Linked DNA regions of Homo sapiens: region 1 is linked to region 2. Evidence: chromatin loops called from intact Hi-C (ENCODE). Cell type or tissue: PC-3. All regions are shown on one strand. Links, peaks and the distances in the headings refer to the core of each region. The heading gives the core; the rest is flanking DNA.

Evidence for each region. A loop is a pair of places that touch in the nucleus more often than their neighbours do. Peaks named below come from ENCODE experiments on the same cell type or tissue, not always from the same donor. Only the 100,000 strongest peaks of a DNase experiment are listed, where the experiment ranks them.
Region 1: it touches region 2 in a loop (3-fold over the local background); 2 of 110 quality-filtered maps call a loop at or near these places.

Annotation. Positions count from the first base shown.
Region 1 is chr3:115,873,624-115,882,089 of GRCh38, reverse strand. The region is part of intron 3 of LSAMP (limbic system associated membrane protein); the gene reads left to right. The region is part of intron 1 of LOC124906269 (a long non-coding RNA gene); the gene reads right to left. Among named protein-coding and RNA genes, the nearest start is that of SNORD155, 27 kb to the left of the region's middle. In PC-3, for the core only: no CTCF peak of the experiment used is centred there; no DNase peak of the experiment used is centred there.
Region 2 is chr3:115,819,455-115,827,920 of GRCh38, reverse strand. The region is part of intron 6 of LSAMP (limbic system associated membrane protein); the gene reads left to right. The region is part of intron 1 of LOC124906269 (a long non-coding RNA gene); the gene reads right to left. Among named protein-coding and RNA genes, the nearest start is that of SNORD155, 81 kb to the left of the region's middle. RefSeq lists an enhancer at 7,816-7,935. In PC-3, for the core only: a CTCF peak has its summit at 7,942; DNase peaks (open chromatin) are centred at 5,110 and 7,960; H3K27ac peaks cover 1,447 bases.

The DNA.
Region 1 (8,466 bases), core at 197-8,196, 54 kb before region 2:
GCTCTATATTGTAAATAGCACTGCAGAGTTTTCTCACCTTGAGACAAGGGGCTTCACTTTTTAAACCTTGAAACAGTCTATCATTAATCACTTGGGAGCAGGGAAATTGTAACCAGCCAGGAATTTCTGGACATATTGGCTATCATCCACCAGCAATTCTCCAGAGAGGGCCCCAGGTGGATGTTACTAATCACAGTTCTAAGAACAGCTGAGAGACAGGTGCACGTTCAGGAAAGGGAATCTGGACTGGGTATTTAAGGCATCTACTGCAATAATCAATAAATATTTATTAGATGAGTGAAGGGATGGGTATGACCCAATCTGACTCTAAAACAAATTCACATTTTATGGGAAGGATGATATTTTCCAATTTGTCTTTATGGCAATGAATCTTATTCAACACACTGCACATATCCCATCTGGCTTAATCAGTGTCATTTTAGAACCCACACTTAAGTAGCAAGTGAATATAAACAACCGCCAAGTCCAAGAACACAACCAGTCAAGAAGCAGTAAAAGGATGCTTGCTCTTAATATAGCTCTTATTGACAAGGAAGGCAACACTATTCATAAGCAACTGTATGGATGAGATGATTAACAAGGTCGGTGGAAGAAATACTAACCTAGCACACTGCAAGGCTGAAAACAATGCAGAATGACTCTATAATACTCACAAAAGAATTGGAAATACAGAGTAGACAAGTAACATCCAAATATGGATTGCTTTTTCTAAATGGGTCCAAGCTAGTCCTCAAATGTTAGAAGGCACAGGTGTGACAATTTGATTTACTAATGCTCAGGAGGTTTTCAAGAGTGTCCAGGCTGGCAAAGAGCAATGGTTATGTGCATAACACTTTTCATGAACATGGTCACATGCCACCCTTAGCGGCAGCAGCATTTATGAATGCAAGTGGCAAACTGTAAAAACACTACTTGTTGAAGTATGATATTAATAACTTGGGTGTAAGGATGACAGATCTTACTGGAAATGGCACATAATGGCACTATGTACAGTATTTTATTTATTTATTTATTTATTTATTTATTTATTTTTGAGACAGAGTTTTGTTCTATTGCCCAGGCTGGAGTGCAGTGGCACAATCGGTTCACTGCAACCTCGGCCTCTTGGGTTCAATGGATTCTCATGCCTCAGCCTCCCAAGTAGCTGGGATTACAGGTGCCCGCTACCACACCTGGCTCATTTTTTTGTATTTTTGGTAGAGACAGGGTTTTACCATGTTGGTAGGCCGGGCTGGTCTCGAACTCCTGACCTCAAATGATCTTCCCGCCTCAGCCTCCCAAAGTGCTGGGATTACTGGCATGAGCCACCACACCCAGCCTATGTACATTATTTTAATATAGCAGATTTTTAATGTTTAGGCCTCAAAGTAACCATGATCTTTTAATCTGATTTTCAAACTTATTAAAAATATTCTCTATTTACTCAGTGGTTACATTAATTTTACTCATAATCCTGACCTTATGTTTTCCCAGTGATTTAGAAGTTTTGGTAAACAAACAGAATTTTCAGCGTAGTCCTTTATTAAAATAGAGACCCTGGGATATTAAAGTTGTTTTCAAGAGCATCTCAAGAGGAAAATTTGGTTGTCAAATATTTATATTTGTTGGTGCCCTTTGATTGTAAACAACAGAAACTAACTCGCCTGACAAAAGGCAAAACAAAATTTAAGAATTTGAAGTAAATTATAAATTTAAAGGAAAAATGGAACAATATATTCTTTATAAGGCAAAATAAGGCAACTCTTAAGAAGGAGTTGTTTGGGGAGTTTCTCTATAACATGATGCCATTAATGAAACTCGTTATCTGAGACACTCCATTCAAGTTTCACATTTCCAGGAGAGAGTTTTATTAGTCTAGCCTAAGTCATTTTTCTCTCTTGGATCAATCAGTGTGTCCAGAGAATAGTGACACAGAAATGGTCACCGGAGAAATCACTGATATCCACTCTGCTATCCCAGTGTATGTTGGTTTAGGCATTAGAGTTTGTCCTTGGAATATCTGTTGCATTCAGTGTATTCAAATCTGTAAGATCTTTTTATTTTTACCTTTGTGTTTCTTTGCTGGTTCTTAATTCTTATACCTAATTAGAATTTTTTTCAATGATAAATTGAATGAATTCAGATTCACAAACACCAAGCTTATGTTTTATGCTAACATTTTAAACTCACATTAAGGGTTTTGATCTGTGATATAGGGATTACCATAAAAATTTTTAATAAAGAACCTGAAAAGGAAGGCTATATTTGTAGTACCCAGGGCTTATATCCCATGGCTCTGAGTTTTACCCAGGCCTCTTTTGTGAAAAGTTAGTCTCTTTCTTAATAAGATGCCATTATTTCTCATCTACACATTGGCTTAGCCAATTAGCCAATTTTAAATTGTTCAGGGGTAACTACTAGTCTTAAAATTGTCACTCAACTGTGAGCCCCTGAAGGACAAGAACCCTGCCCTCCATTGGTACAGCCCATGCTTAATGGAGCATGTTATAGGCACTAATGATATGTTTTCTTGATGGATGAGTGAATGACTACGTCTCTTTCTACCTTCTAATGTCAGCTTTTTATTTATTATTTACAGTATAAACCAATACATACAACATCTATATAAATTTATAAAACCCATATTAGTCAGTATTTCCACCTGATATAACTAATAAATGTTTCAGTGACTGGAGTGGAACTTGAAATTCTTTACTAGTATAAAGTTTAAACTTTATCTTTGGGTTTTATTTGTGTATTTATGATATTCCAAGTCTCCAATGGCTTGGGTAATTTGAAATTGACAATTTCCATTAATATTGTTAAATGTACACATTTGTAGATCTGTGTCATGGGTAACAGAAAAGGGTAGATAAGTGTATCTTCACAATAAATCTGAACCCATTTACTTGCTTGGCTGGATTTGTACTTCTTGGATCATAAAATTTGTCCTCTGTAAGCCCAAGGAATGGTAATAATGACATAAACTTGACTGAACTTGCAGCCCCAAAGGCATGAGAGTGATTATGTAGGGCCTATTATAAATTTGCTGTCATGTAACTTTCATCAACATTTTGAGACATGTGTCCTGCAGCTTTGGAGTAATGTATTCAACTTACAGACATGGCAAATACCAAGGCTTCAGAAGCATCAGTCTCCACTACTCAAGTTGACCCCATAATTCACCAAAACTAATCAGATCTATCATATCCTTTATAGCTGCCATACACATAGCATTCCCAAGTAATTCTAACTCCTGGAATTGGTGACATGGGCCACCATTGTTGTTGTTATTATTATTACAATTCTATTAGAATAGCATGTTCTCACCTGAATGTGGTGGCTCACGCCTGTAATCCCAGCACTTTGGGAGGCTGAGGCAGGTGGATCTCTTGAGGCCAGGAGTTCTAGAGCAGCCGGGCCAACATGATGAAATCCCATCTCTACTAAAAATATAAATATTAGCCTGGCATGGTGGTGCATGCCTGTAGTTCCAGCTACTCTGGAGGCTGAGACAAGAGAATCGCTTGAAGCCAGGAAGCGGAGGTTGCCGTGAGCTGAGATCGTACCACTGCACTCCAGCCTGGGTAACAGAGCAAGAGTCTGTCAAAAAAAAAAAAAAAAAAAAAAAAAAAAGAATAGCATGTTCTCAAAGTATCAAGTAAATCTTTTATTGGTTAATAATGTCTGAGGCAGATGCGTTTTCTTATCTCTTCCTTGTTTGTCACTCTTTATAACCAGAACAACAATACTTCATCATTGTGTTTCTTAAATGTAACATATCCCATAACCAGTGGTAGTAGGCTTGGTACAAAGTGCCCTCCTTCACCTTTCCCTTGGTCTCCATCTTTCTAGATGGCCTCATGCTAAGAGATTACTGTTCTGGGAGGACATTCATCAAGAGTCTCACTTTTCTGTGATATTCCCCTTTCTGAGTTCTGATTACCACATTTAAGACTGTGGATGCCAAGAATCCTCATCTTATCAAATCAGCATTGGTACTCCCACACTTCACATATACTGCAGAACAATCGTGTCTCCGCGTATGGCCCAGGGAGATGGAGCTCATTGGCCTGATGGCACACCTTCTTTCCTATTAAGTTTAAAATCCTGACTGTAGTAGGTCAAAACAGCTTGGTTACTGTGCTTATTGCTACGTGTCATCATTTGCTTGCTTAGCTGTCTCTTCAGTAGCCTGTGATCTACCTAAGGATGGGAACCACATTTTAAAAAATTTTTGCAACCCCCCTCCCCAAAATATCATAGCACCAGATGCATAGTTTCTGATGCTCCAACAGACCAAATTATTCCCTTGCTGAAGGACACAGAAAGCATGCCCACGTGATTAGAAGCTTTGGCCAGGATATCACATTTGTGGCAGCAAAGTGAAAATAAAACAAAGCTTCAAAATATTTGAGGGAAAAGAGAGAGATGTGTTAAAAGTCCAGAAACTTTCCTCTGCTTCTAGTAGGGAAGGGATGCCTTTTTTTGAAACAAAATACTACACTCTGGGCCCGTGCTCTTGATGAGATTAGCACATAATGCTGATAAGATCTGAGCTACATTGTCGTTCTGTTTTTATTTTTTGTAGGCATTACGCTCATGTATAAATGTTTGAAAAAGAAAAAAGCTACTCATTTTGAAATGTTATGTCTGTGAATAAAATATGTACATGTATTTGAGACTCGGTTTGACACTACAACAGTATATTTAAGATAAACTATTTATCTTCCACAAACACATTTCACTGTTTTAACACATCCATTTGTTTCTGGAATGAAGGCAGAGGCATGAGGGTGGGAGGGAGGAAGGAGGCAGGAAGGAGAAAAAAAAAACAGGGAGCTTTGTGTTGTGATATTTCAGCTTTTCTCTTGATGGCAAAATTCTAACTGGAATAAGGTTTTGTTATCCCGGATGTCAGTTCACAAATCATGAATTAAGAAGCTCAAGCCAAGTGGCACCTAGCAGTAAAACTGGCATTTCTCAAAATATTGGCAGATCGAGCAAGCAACTGTTGATTTTAAATGTTTAATGAGCAATATGTTACTTATTCCGGTAATATTGTTGTGTTTGCCTAACCTTTCTCAGACTGCCTCCTTCTGCTTTATTGCTGGAAAGCTTCCAAAATGGAAGGGGCGAGTTAGGGAGGGGAGAGAGTGTGGACAGTTCTTATGAAGAAAAACTATAAGAAGAAAGAATTCATTAATATTGCTCTCCTGATGATGAAGAACTATCCGTGTCTTCTCAGAATCATAACTCAGGGACTTAGATGGCATTTTAGAATCCCAACATATTTTTCCTCACACATGTATGATCACAATGGATAAGAGAAGAATATAGGAAGAAAAAAATAGAATGAAAGAGGGGTAGATAAACCTGCTGAGGGGTGGTTGTAACAAGAATTCTAGAATAACTAGAAAGCGCTGGATGAGGAGATCTTAAGAGTAAAATCATGATGACAGAAACCTGGGTGAAGTCACTGCACATGGTTGTGATGGCAGAGTTGACCCAGAGAATGAACCTGTGGCAGAATTTTAATAGAAATCAAATCAGTGGAGTAAAAGAGTAAGATAGAAATCAATAGTAACCTCGTACTCAGTGGCAGACAGTGCTTGGCTTCTTGGTCCCATTTTACAGTTAAACACTACCAATACACACTCATTTCTTAGCAGGACTGGTTGGTGAGTCTGAATGCATTACTGGTCAGAGTGTGTAAAATGTCTGATGGAAATTAAACCTCTGTCAAGGAAAGTTAATGATCCCTATGCAAACTGAGGGTATTATTTGTAGCCTTAAAAAAAAAAAAAAAAAGCTTTTTCCTTTTTTTTTTTTTAAATCAGAACAGTTTCTTTTAGCAAAAGTGAATGAGGAACTGCAGGCATTACTGAGTAAGTTTGAAATCCTCTACAGGACTAATGCAGATAATTCATGCAAAATATCTGAATCAGTAAGGGTGTTAAAATGAAGATAACCCTATGACTGATAAGCATGAAAAATTAGCTACAGAGACAAATCTCCTCAACAGAGCTCTCATTATAGTTGGGAACAGAAAGAAATTTCTCAATGCTCTAAGAATTAAAATAAAAGAAAAAAATCAATTACCTGTTTGTGGAAGTTAGGGGAGAATTTTGCCTTTATAAAAATACATCAGAAGCCTGCTGTTAATGGTACTTAAGGCATTGGGGATGTTGTTTCTAAATTTCAGTAGAAAAATATTGTTGTATAGAGCTCATTCAGGATCACATTTTTAAAAGTTATTTCAAAATATATATCTATTTCCACTCTTCCAAGCTTGTGTTCATGTAGATGGGAACTATGATTTTTTTTTAACACAATCATAAGGCCTATTTTTGGTATTGGGCTCAAGAACCCTGGAAATAATGCTAATGAGGTAAGAACAATGAGGACAATTTCCCTAATCTAGCGAGCTTTGCCTGCTCCTTTGACCACAGTCTTTAACCCTGGAAGTGACCCCTCACATGAATATTCAGTCACAATAGCAATAGCTTGTCAAAGAAAAATTATTTGAGATTCATCATTAAGGAGTCATCATTTATTGAGTATCTACTATGTGACAGGCCTAGCACATAGTGATATTTGGGATAATATTGTAATTATTCTGAACCCTTTAGTAATAGGTTTCTATTTATAGAGAGACGGCTACAGTGCAGCAATTTTGATAACCCATCACATTCGTTAAAATAAAATGCAGCAGCCACTTATCAAACCCCTACTTTAATATTTCACTCAATTAAATATTTCGGTACAGCAATGAGTGAGAGCAGGAGGAAAATCTTATTCAGGAAGTGAAGTTAAAGAATATATTTGGGACAAATACATTCAAATGTTAGGTTAAGGTTACTCGCCTCGCTTCTTCTGATGGAAAGGAAAAAGATAACATCTCTTCTGAGGAAAATATTTGGGTAAGGACCTCTAGAATAATTTGTGATTGGGATTGAAAGTAGTAGATAGTTTGTGTTACCTTTTACTCACTATCCAATTCCTAATCTATCTTTTGAATTTGTTATAAAAAGAAATAAAAGAAACGATGTTCTCTCATATGGTTGAGAATTACCTGAGATAATATTGATGTGTGTAGAAAGCCTTAGGTAAATAACAGCTATTTTTATTAAATGTGTCTGTTTAATTTGAGGAAAACGTTCATTCTCTTTTTTTTTTTAAAGTACCTTCTATGTGCTGAAAATTCCTCATTTGAGAAGAAAATACTTCTCCTTTGGATCTCCACTTCAGTGGCTTTTTCTTAGGTGATCCTTCTTAACCTCCCTAACCAAGTGAAAACTCTCTTTTATCCACTCTTTCACTCGAGATATCTTGCCTGCTTCACACTGAATAGAGTTATAACTTAGGCTTAAATAACGTACATACATACATTTAGATGGTAGCTTCATGAAGTTGAAGACAGGCTGGTTTATTCACCACTGTGTCTTCACTCAGCATCTAGTGCAGGGTCTGGCCTGTAATAGGCACTCAATAATATATTTAATTGTATGTATAAATAAATGTACAAGTCAATGAAGCAATGGGGGAATATATAGATAAATGGGCCTGGAGCAGAGACTTTACAAATCTTATGGTATAGCTGGGGAGACAAAATGTATACAAATGATGATAGTACAGCCTGATTTGTGCTACAATCACCGCATGAACAAATTTTTTGAGAGAATAGAGACAAAACAAAACAAGACAAAAACCTAGGGGTTGAGAATAGGGATAGTTTCAAGCAGGGCTTAGGAAGAAGAAGCAGGAGAAGGAAAGATGCTGAGACAGACTTCCTAAAGGAGAGGGCATTGGAGCTGGTTCCCAAAGACTGAGGAGAAGGAACCCAGAAAGAGAAAGGAATGTCTTTTTGGAGGAGGAGAGACAGCATGTGCCGTTTACATTAATCAATCTACGTGCTGAAATCTAAAAGCTCCAACTCTGTTATATCAAACAAAACTGATGTTTTGCAATATTCAGAGGCAATATTCAAGTCTTCATTAGATGTAAATATATAATAAAAACTATGAAAAGGCTCCAAGAGAGAAAGATAAACTTAGAAAAGGGCAGAAGCTCAGAGTGTAATATATTTCTTATTACATAGAGGCTCTGCATCCTGCAAATGGGTAGTAGTCAGTGCCTTCAGAAATGCACCATCATAGACTGATTCCTACGTGGAAGGTCAAATCCTGGGGTGATCTTTAGAGGGAACAAATGGGAAGCAAGCTAGAGGCTCTCCAGCAGGCTAGGACAAGAAAGCTATTAAATATAACTGTGGGCATTTACTTACAGATGTGATACCTGGTAATTTGCATGTATTATCTCTTTTGAACTTCTTAGCAATCTTATAGGTCATCACAACTGATATTATAACCTCGATTTTACAGCAAACTAAATTATAGAGATTTTCTGTAACTTGGTAAAAGTTAGCGGCAAGGTATGAACTCAGGTTCCCCAAATTGAGTTCTA
Region 2 (8,466 bases), core at 204-8,203:
GATGGGGAAAAAATCAGTATGAGAGATCCCACCTTACACCTCCCCTTGTATACTGCTGTGAAGAAACACACCTGCCAAGTAAGAACACAGCATGGCATAATGAGTTTGGAATTCCAATTTAAGGTGTTCCTATGTACTGAGATGTATGATGGGAGTAGGCAGACTACTCACTAGGACTCCACGGAGAATGTCAGCTTATATCCACCACAGATCAGTGGGGAAGAGACCTTACAAGTCATTTATCATGCTTCCTAATTGGACCCTGGGGAGCCAAGCACTGCCATAGTTTACTCTATAGTTTCGCTTATCACTGTGCTGATTGTAAAAGAAAATGCTTCCCACATCTCTGTAACACATACCTATGATTAGCACCCAGACATTACCACTGACATAGTCTCTTTACTATCAATCACAGCTAATAGTTCATTCTACTTTTTATCTGCCCCATACTCGCAATAAAGATTCTGACTTAAGCACCCACCTTCTAAACCTCGGAATCTCAGTATGACCTTTTTAACTGCCTAAAAAGCCTAAAAAGACATTTGGAGGCAATAGTAGCATCCTGTAGAAAAAAAAAAAAAAAAGCAGTAGAAAATAACCGTGCCTTGGCCAAGTGTCCATTCTGTTTACCATCCCATGCTCCTTAGCTCACACAGCAGCAAGCATTCCCAGCCATGTTTTATGTTGGAAACTTGCTTGGCCATCCTACAGTGGTTTTTCAACTATACGTGTGGGTTTTGTATGAGTTGGAAGCTGGGGATATTTGGAGAGCAGAAATAGCTAGAAACAAAACAAAGCAAACAAAATGAAACCAAGCAGTAACTTGCACTTCTCTGTTGAATTGCAAGCTAGAGTAACTTGGGAAATTTGTTTTATTTTTCTCCCTTGAAGTTCCAGAACACAGGTAAGTTTATCGCTGACAGCTGTTAAGTGCAGCAGTGCTTAAAAAAAAAAAAAAAAAAAAGACGGAATGATCCCATTAATTGGAGGCTGGTCTTCCGTTGGGAGATCAACCTTCCCATTCTAACTCGTAAATAGTATGATTTTTTTTCTGTATTTAGATGTACTCTCCACTTGCTCTTGCCTTTGCTTTGTAGAGTTTCTTTTAGAGGTCACGTTTTCTTTTCATTATGATTTCTAATCATTAGGAACACAAGAAAGAGGTTACATTCTTGATAGGCAGTTAAAAACTCATTTTTTGGCACAGGTTAAGTTAATTTGACATGCACAATATCTTGACGACACCATTCATTTACTCAAAGAAATATCTTAGTATTTGCTCTGAGCCGGGTTTTGGGGATGACAAAGGAGAATGAAGCAGGTACAGCCTCTGCACTAAGAGGGTTTACAGACCAAATGGAGAAGTACTTAATGAACTAAGCAACCACAGTAAACTTTAAGTCCATGTGAAGATAACTGGTAGGTGTTTGGGGAGAACAAACCAGGGCACATTAGCTAGTCTGGGCTAATGGGGGAAGACTTCCAGGTGAAAGTGAAGTTTAAAAGACAGAAACAGGCCAGGCGTGGTGGCTCATGCCTGTAATCCCAGCACTTTGGGAGGCTGAATCACAAGTTCAGGAGGTTGAGACCATCCTGGCTAACACGGTGAAACCCCGTCTCTACTAAAAAATACAAAAAATTAGCCGGGCGTGGTGGCAGGTGCCTGTAGTCCCAGCTACTCAGGAGGCTGAGGCAAGAGAATGATGTGAACCCAGGAGGCAGAGCTTGCAGTGAGCCAAGATTGCGCCACTGCACTCCAGCCTGGGTGACAGATCGAGACTCTGTCTCAAATAAAAATAAAAATAAAAATAAAAATAAAAGACAGAAAGAGAAGAAGCAGGGGAAGAGAACGACAACCCACTACCTGCAAAGGTCTAGAATCCAGAAAGAACTTAACTCACAGGGATCCACTATAAAGCCTAATAAATTTTTTAAATCTAGAAAAATAATATTTTTTACGTAAGAGTTTATCCTGTCTTGCATCTGGCCTGTTTACAAAAAGAAATAAACATGATAAACCAGTGGAGTTAAAGGTGAGGAATTTCTATAATTTACAACAATGTATGTACATTTCAGAATAGCTAGAATACTTCAAAGATTTCTACATTTCTAGCATAAAGAAAATATAAATATTTAAAGTGATGGATATCCCAATTACCCTCATTTGATCTTTATACCTTATACGAATACATCAAGTTTAAAAAATAAAGATAATTTCTAGAAAAATAAAAATAAAGGTTAGAGATTGGGCATTTTCACCTATATTACACTCAGGACCAGGAAAAGCACTTGTGGGCTTAATTGTATGGTCACACATGGATATTATGTACTGTGTGGTAGGTATTAGTATTTAGGTTTAGCTTTCTGGAGGATACTGACAGCCTGTTATTTAGCAGAATGTCTAGAGAAAACTTGCAGCTTTTCAGTAAGGAGGTTTGATGGTAGGTTTTTATTTTAGTTGTAGAAATAGGTTGTAAGGAGCCATCAGTATTTTCAGAGAGTTGCACAAGGACCTGGCTATAATGTTATATTTGGAGTCACTGACATAGCAGGAGTTATAGATAAACCAAACTTGTTATTGAAGCATTCTGGAACTCCAAAGAATAATGTTGCTGGAAGTAGTCCAAAGCAGAACTACATTTACCAAGTTCTGCACTGCGGTAGTTAGTGCAATAGAGGTAGGTCCAAGGGTGACTCAGAGCATACCAACATTTTTTAATCCCTTATCTCCTTATTTCCAGGAGCTTTAAAAACCCTGGGAAATCTCACAAATTCACTTGTTATCTTTGCATTCAAATTCTGCAGGCCAGTTACCTCGTTTCATGTTATTTGAATGGTTTTGATTTTAAAACATACAAAATGAAAAGGCATATTACGTAGATTAAAGATGGTCTTGCATGCCTTAGGATTTTAAATTTAAAATGTATTCAAAAATAGATCAGAAATTCACAATTTGGGGCTGGAAAATAGAAAGTGAGGGGTAAGACCAGAAAGAATGTAAATCTCTGGAGACCTATCCAAACCTGCATTTTTAATCTTTCTTACCAAGTCAGATAAATGAAAGTACAAAAGGCTTTAGAGTATACATAAAATTTATGTTTTTAAACACAAATATGACATATATAATCTATTTTATGTTTTAACAACTAAGAAGAATCAACAACTAAGTAGATTTAGGTCCGGAAGCTAGTTCTTTTTTTTTTTTTTTTTTAAGACGGAGTCTCGCCCTGTCACCCAGGCTGGAGTGCAATGACTCAACGGTGCAATCTCTGCTCACTGCAACCTCCGCCTCCTGGGTTCCAGCGATTCTCCTGCCTCAGCCTCCCGAGTAGCTGGGATTACAGGTGCATGCCACCACACCCGGCTAATTTTTTGTATCTTTAGTAGAGATGGGGTTTCACCATGTTGGCCAGGCTGGTCTCAAACTCCTGACCTCGTGATCTGCACGTCTTGGCCTCCCAAAGTGCTGGGATTACTGGGATTACAGGCATGAGTCACAGCAACTGGCCTGGAATATAGTTCTTTATTAAATGAGTTGGCTGGTCTCTTAATTACAACAAAGGTCAAAGGGCCAGTTTGCACCCATAGACAAGGGCCAAGGTGCATTTTAGGCACAAGGGCAGAGAAACCTGTTTCTTCTTTAAGACAGAAACTGCATGTCTAGTCCTGAGTACCTTACTGACAGCTGATCCAAATAAATTTACTTCTGGGATTTATCTAATCTTACACATATTTTCAGGTGGCATAGCCCAGAGAAACCCCTTTATTAAACTTAGCCTCTTTGGCATTCTGGAACATTTCAATTCATTGATTATTAAAAACTAAACCTCTCAGGCTAAATAAGAAACTCTCAAAATGTAAGAAAGCTGACTTGGTGCAAGAGACTTAAGAAAGCATTCTCTTTATGTTGAGAGTGTTTAGTGAGACTGCTCTTTCTGTAACAATCCGTATCACCATTGAGCAAAGCCCATAATGGTTAAAGTCAAATCATGCACCTATACTTACTTTATACGACAATACCCAGTACATCAAGCCTCTGGTCAGTAGGACCTCATCAACCTGTATGATAACATTTTTTATTGCATTGCTGTTAAGACCATGTTGCTTTGGAAATTAGGATTCACCCATCTTAGCTTCTCTTTTGCTTTACTACATGGTATCTCCCAGCTGAAAAATGGAGAAAAAATTTATTCTCCTTGTAATGTTGTCAAACTAATGCCAATGCCAAATAATCAGAAAATGATTATTTCCTTTTCTCCACATTTAAAGGTTTTTTTTAAAAAAATGCATTGATTTGTTTTTACAAATAGTTTTCTATTCTGATAATAAATGTTATGCATTCTCATTATGGAAGAATTTGAAAAATATGAAACTATAAAGAAGAAAATAAAGCTCCTGTGTAATCCCTCTCCTTAGAGATAACACCATTAATGCAATATAAACAAATGTTTTGTCTGAATGTTTGAGCTGCCAGTGTACTACAGAATGTTCAAGTTAAAAACATAAAATGTCTTCTATTTTTCCATGCTCTCAGAAGCTGGGCATGTTTCTGTTATTCGTTCAAGGTTATAGCAGAGGCAGGCCCAGGAGCTGCCCTCCTACCTGGGCCAGGGTGCTCTCCACAGTGATGTGCACACCCAAAGTGCTTTCAGGTCTTAGTCAAATATTGACTCACAAGGGATTTCCCTCATGCACCTCCAGGATCCCCAGTAAGAGTCCTCCTTTCAGATGTGGGGGCTCATATGTTCTCTCTCCAAGTTGGCGCATTAATATTTTTCCTTTAATAGATGTGTTCTTTTTAATCCAATGACAATTTAAGCATTTTTTCACATTCTATTCACTATAGAATATTTGATATAAGGAGTGAGGCCCAAATATTTTATTCACGTTTTTCAACAAGAAATTATACCAGCATTATTTTAGTTTGGTTTCATTCATTCATTCAACAAGGAATTAACACCATCTGTCTAGGGCTGCAGTATTCTGGTACTGTCTACTCATGCCTATGTCATTATTTACTCTGACAGAGCACCAAACTGAAGTCCATTTCTAGTCACAGACAACTATAAAGAAGAAAAGCCTTTAGCGGTATTTGAAAGTAAAGTGTAGCATTCCTTGCTGGCCCAAATCTAGCTAAGGGAGGCCAACTTCCTTTCTCAAATATTGATGACATGCTAAGATTGCTTAGTTTTCTCAGCTGGTTTGATGTATACTCTTAGTCATGAGGGCAATGGTCCACCTATTAACTAAGAAAATAGGAAGGCCGGGGGCAGTGGCTCACACCTGTAATCCCAGCTCTTTGGGAGGCCAAGGCGGGCAGATCACCTGAGGTTGGGAGTTTGAGACCAGCCTGACCAACATGGAGAAACTCCATCTCTACTAAAAATACAAAATTAGCTAAGCATGGTGGTATATGCCTGTAATCCCAGCTACTCGGGAGGCTGAGGCAGGATAATTGCTTGAACTTGGGAGATGGAGGTTGTGGTGGGCCGAGATCGGGCCATTGCACTCCAGCCTGGGCAAAAAGAGCGAAACTCTGTCAAAAAAAAAAAAAAAAAGAAGGAAAGAAAGAGAGAAAGAAGAAAGAAAGAAAAGAAAAAAATATAGGAAGAATCTCAAGATTGAGATTCAAATCCATTTCTCTATTTTGACTCTTTTCTTACTTCACTAGCCCCAGAATGAGTACTTTGATTCTCAGAAAACATTATTCTAGAAATATTTGACATTGAGGTTTATACAACATGAATATCATACATGGGAGAATATCAAAAGCTCTAATAATTCAAATATGAATCACAAGGCAAATACTTTTCTATGGCAAAAGAAAAAAATAATATTTACAAGTACAAGCTGCTAATCCCTAAAGCCTCTGAGTGAAGAAATCTGTGAGAAAGAAGTTAATAGCTTTCAAAGTGTGGCTTGAAAATTGAATTAATAAAAATTGCTCCCTTTTAAGCCACTATAATTATAAAGGTTTTATTTTTCAAAAATTTGGCCAATAAATAAATAAACAGAAGTCAGAGGGCAAAACCCATAAATTTCCATGGCAGAATCTTACAAATGTTATGCCTCAGGTCCTTGGCATCAGTGAGGAAGCAGCAGCAGGTATGATCTCCTCCTCTGTTTCTTTTATTACATTTCTTAATAATTTTAACCCTGCCCCTTTCTGCAATTTTCAGGAACTGGAGGATAAAATCCCTACTGAATTTGGACCTTTTCCTGTCCCACTTCTGCAAACACACACTCTTACTAACTCTGGCCCAGAATTTTAAAAGTGCCATTAATTATTCTTATGTCATTTTCAAAACCTGCAGCACATCAGAGGGTTAGCCTTATAGAAAGACTTATGTCACACACATAGAGATAATGTTTTCTTTTTCAAATGGCTGCAGCAGGTTGAAAAATAAGACATTTGTTTTCAAGTAAATACCCTAGAATTAGAACAACTGTGCAAACAATATAAACTCCCCAAACTCTACGTTACCTACATGTGAATGCAAATGAACTCTTATAAGTAGAGGATTAGAGAAAAGTTGTCAAAAGTCAAGACTGAAAGCACTAAACGTCAATTCTTTTCCTTATGAATGTGTTGTACCCTCACTTCATCTCCCAGATATAACTCAAAGAAAGCAAAATGCCAAAATTTTCCACACATAAAGATATGAAGATTTCCTAAGATAATGAGGGAGTTCCCAAACTATAAACTGTAGAGTTTCCAATGGAGCATCTTTCATCTTTGCAACACTCACTTGAATTTTTTCAGAGATGTGGATGGAGGGAGGGGGAGAGAGAGAGACAGAGAAAGAGAAAAAAATCACATCACGTAGTGAGAGATAAGAGCAAGAGATCATAGTAAAGGGTAAGAAGAAGAATAAATCTTCAAAAGAAACTTGGGCTTTTATTTGTTAAAGTTCACATTTTTATTAGTCAGGAAGGTGTTTTAAAATAAAGCTCAGCCCTCCAGAAAATGTTCTACCTGCCAGGATTTGGGAAATAAGGCAAGGACCTCCTGGCCCCATTGGCTCTTCAAATAACTGTGAATTCCCAAGAATAATCTCACCTTAGGTTCAGGCACCGTGGTTCTAAAAAGAAAATAGAATCTCCCCTCTCTAGAATCTTATCTAGGGTAACACTTGAGGTATTAATTGATTCATTCAGTCTCTCATTTTCTTATTTATTTATGCATTCAGGTATTTCTTCAGCATATCTACTGGACCATTCTTCTGTGCTAGAGAAATACCAAGCTGAGGATAGAGTAGTGAACAAGGCAGATGTATTGTCTATGCCAATAAGAGAGGTTGAATCAATGTTTTTAATGGTGCAGGCTAATGTGGCTGGGTGTAATGAATCTGAAAGTCAAAAATCAAGGACAGATTAGCTTAAATAAATGTCTCGAGGCACTTGCCTTTCCTAATATTAAATCATTTCCCCATTGTCTCCTTCTACCACCTCATCAGGAGCTAAGATCTAAGCATGTGATGGTAAGGTTCTCCAGAAAGCCTAGTACATTCTCTATACTAGAATCTCCCAGTGTTGTGTTTTGCATTGCTTCAGTCGATTTACCTTTCTCTATTATACCTTGTACCTTCACTGCCATACTTATTTGTTAAGTGTATTTGCTGAAGCAAGATTAATATTTAGTTAGAAGTCTTCCTGAAAGGCATAAAAATCATAGGTTCCAGGTTGTGTTCTAAGCACGGTGCCCTGGAAATCTCTGCAAAAATTATATCCCTGGCAATGCAGTTCGATTCACGAACATGAGATTGCATTTTCACTAGAAAAGTAAAAATAATGTTTAGGTGTTAAATGCAAAAAAAAATTCTGTCTATAACAACAGAAAATCCCCTCTTAAAGAGTACTATTTCATGCCTGGCCTGACACTGGAAAAAAAAAAAAAAGTGTTTATTTCTCCCACTATTGCCACCTCGTGGACAAAGGTGATTCATCTGCACAGCACGTAGGAGCATGTCTTAGTATTACCACAAGATGGCAACACATAACCACATTTTCAAAAATGTGCTCAGAATGTTCTGCTCCTACAGAAGGTGATGGGTAGGAAATAAGAGTCCAAAATAAGAATTCCATTCTCTTTTCCTAAAGAAAAATGGAATCCCAACTGTTAAGATCTTTAGGATTTCACAAAGAAGTTGATTTATTACAGGCATAGGGAGGAGTACTTAACATTTAACTGGCAACCTGTTTTGCTTTTTAAAGATATTTCAAGCAAATGTATATTTCATATCTGAATTTTTCTGATATTAGCTTCACAGAGTAGAATATTTGGGAATTTTTTATATGCTTCTTGTAATCAACTTTCTCTAGTTGATTCATAGGGGAGCATCTGTTTCCTAAGAGATCCATTAGAATCCATTAGAACATGTAGATTCTTACCCACACCTATGCCAGTGACAGGTTAACGCAGGCACATTGCTAGACTTTCCCTGATCAAAATATGCCCTAATCAAT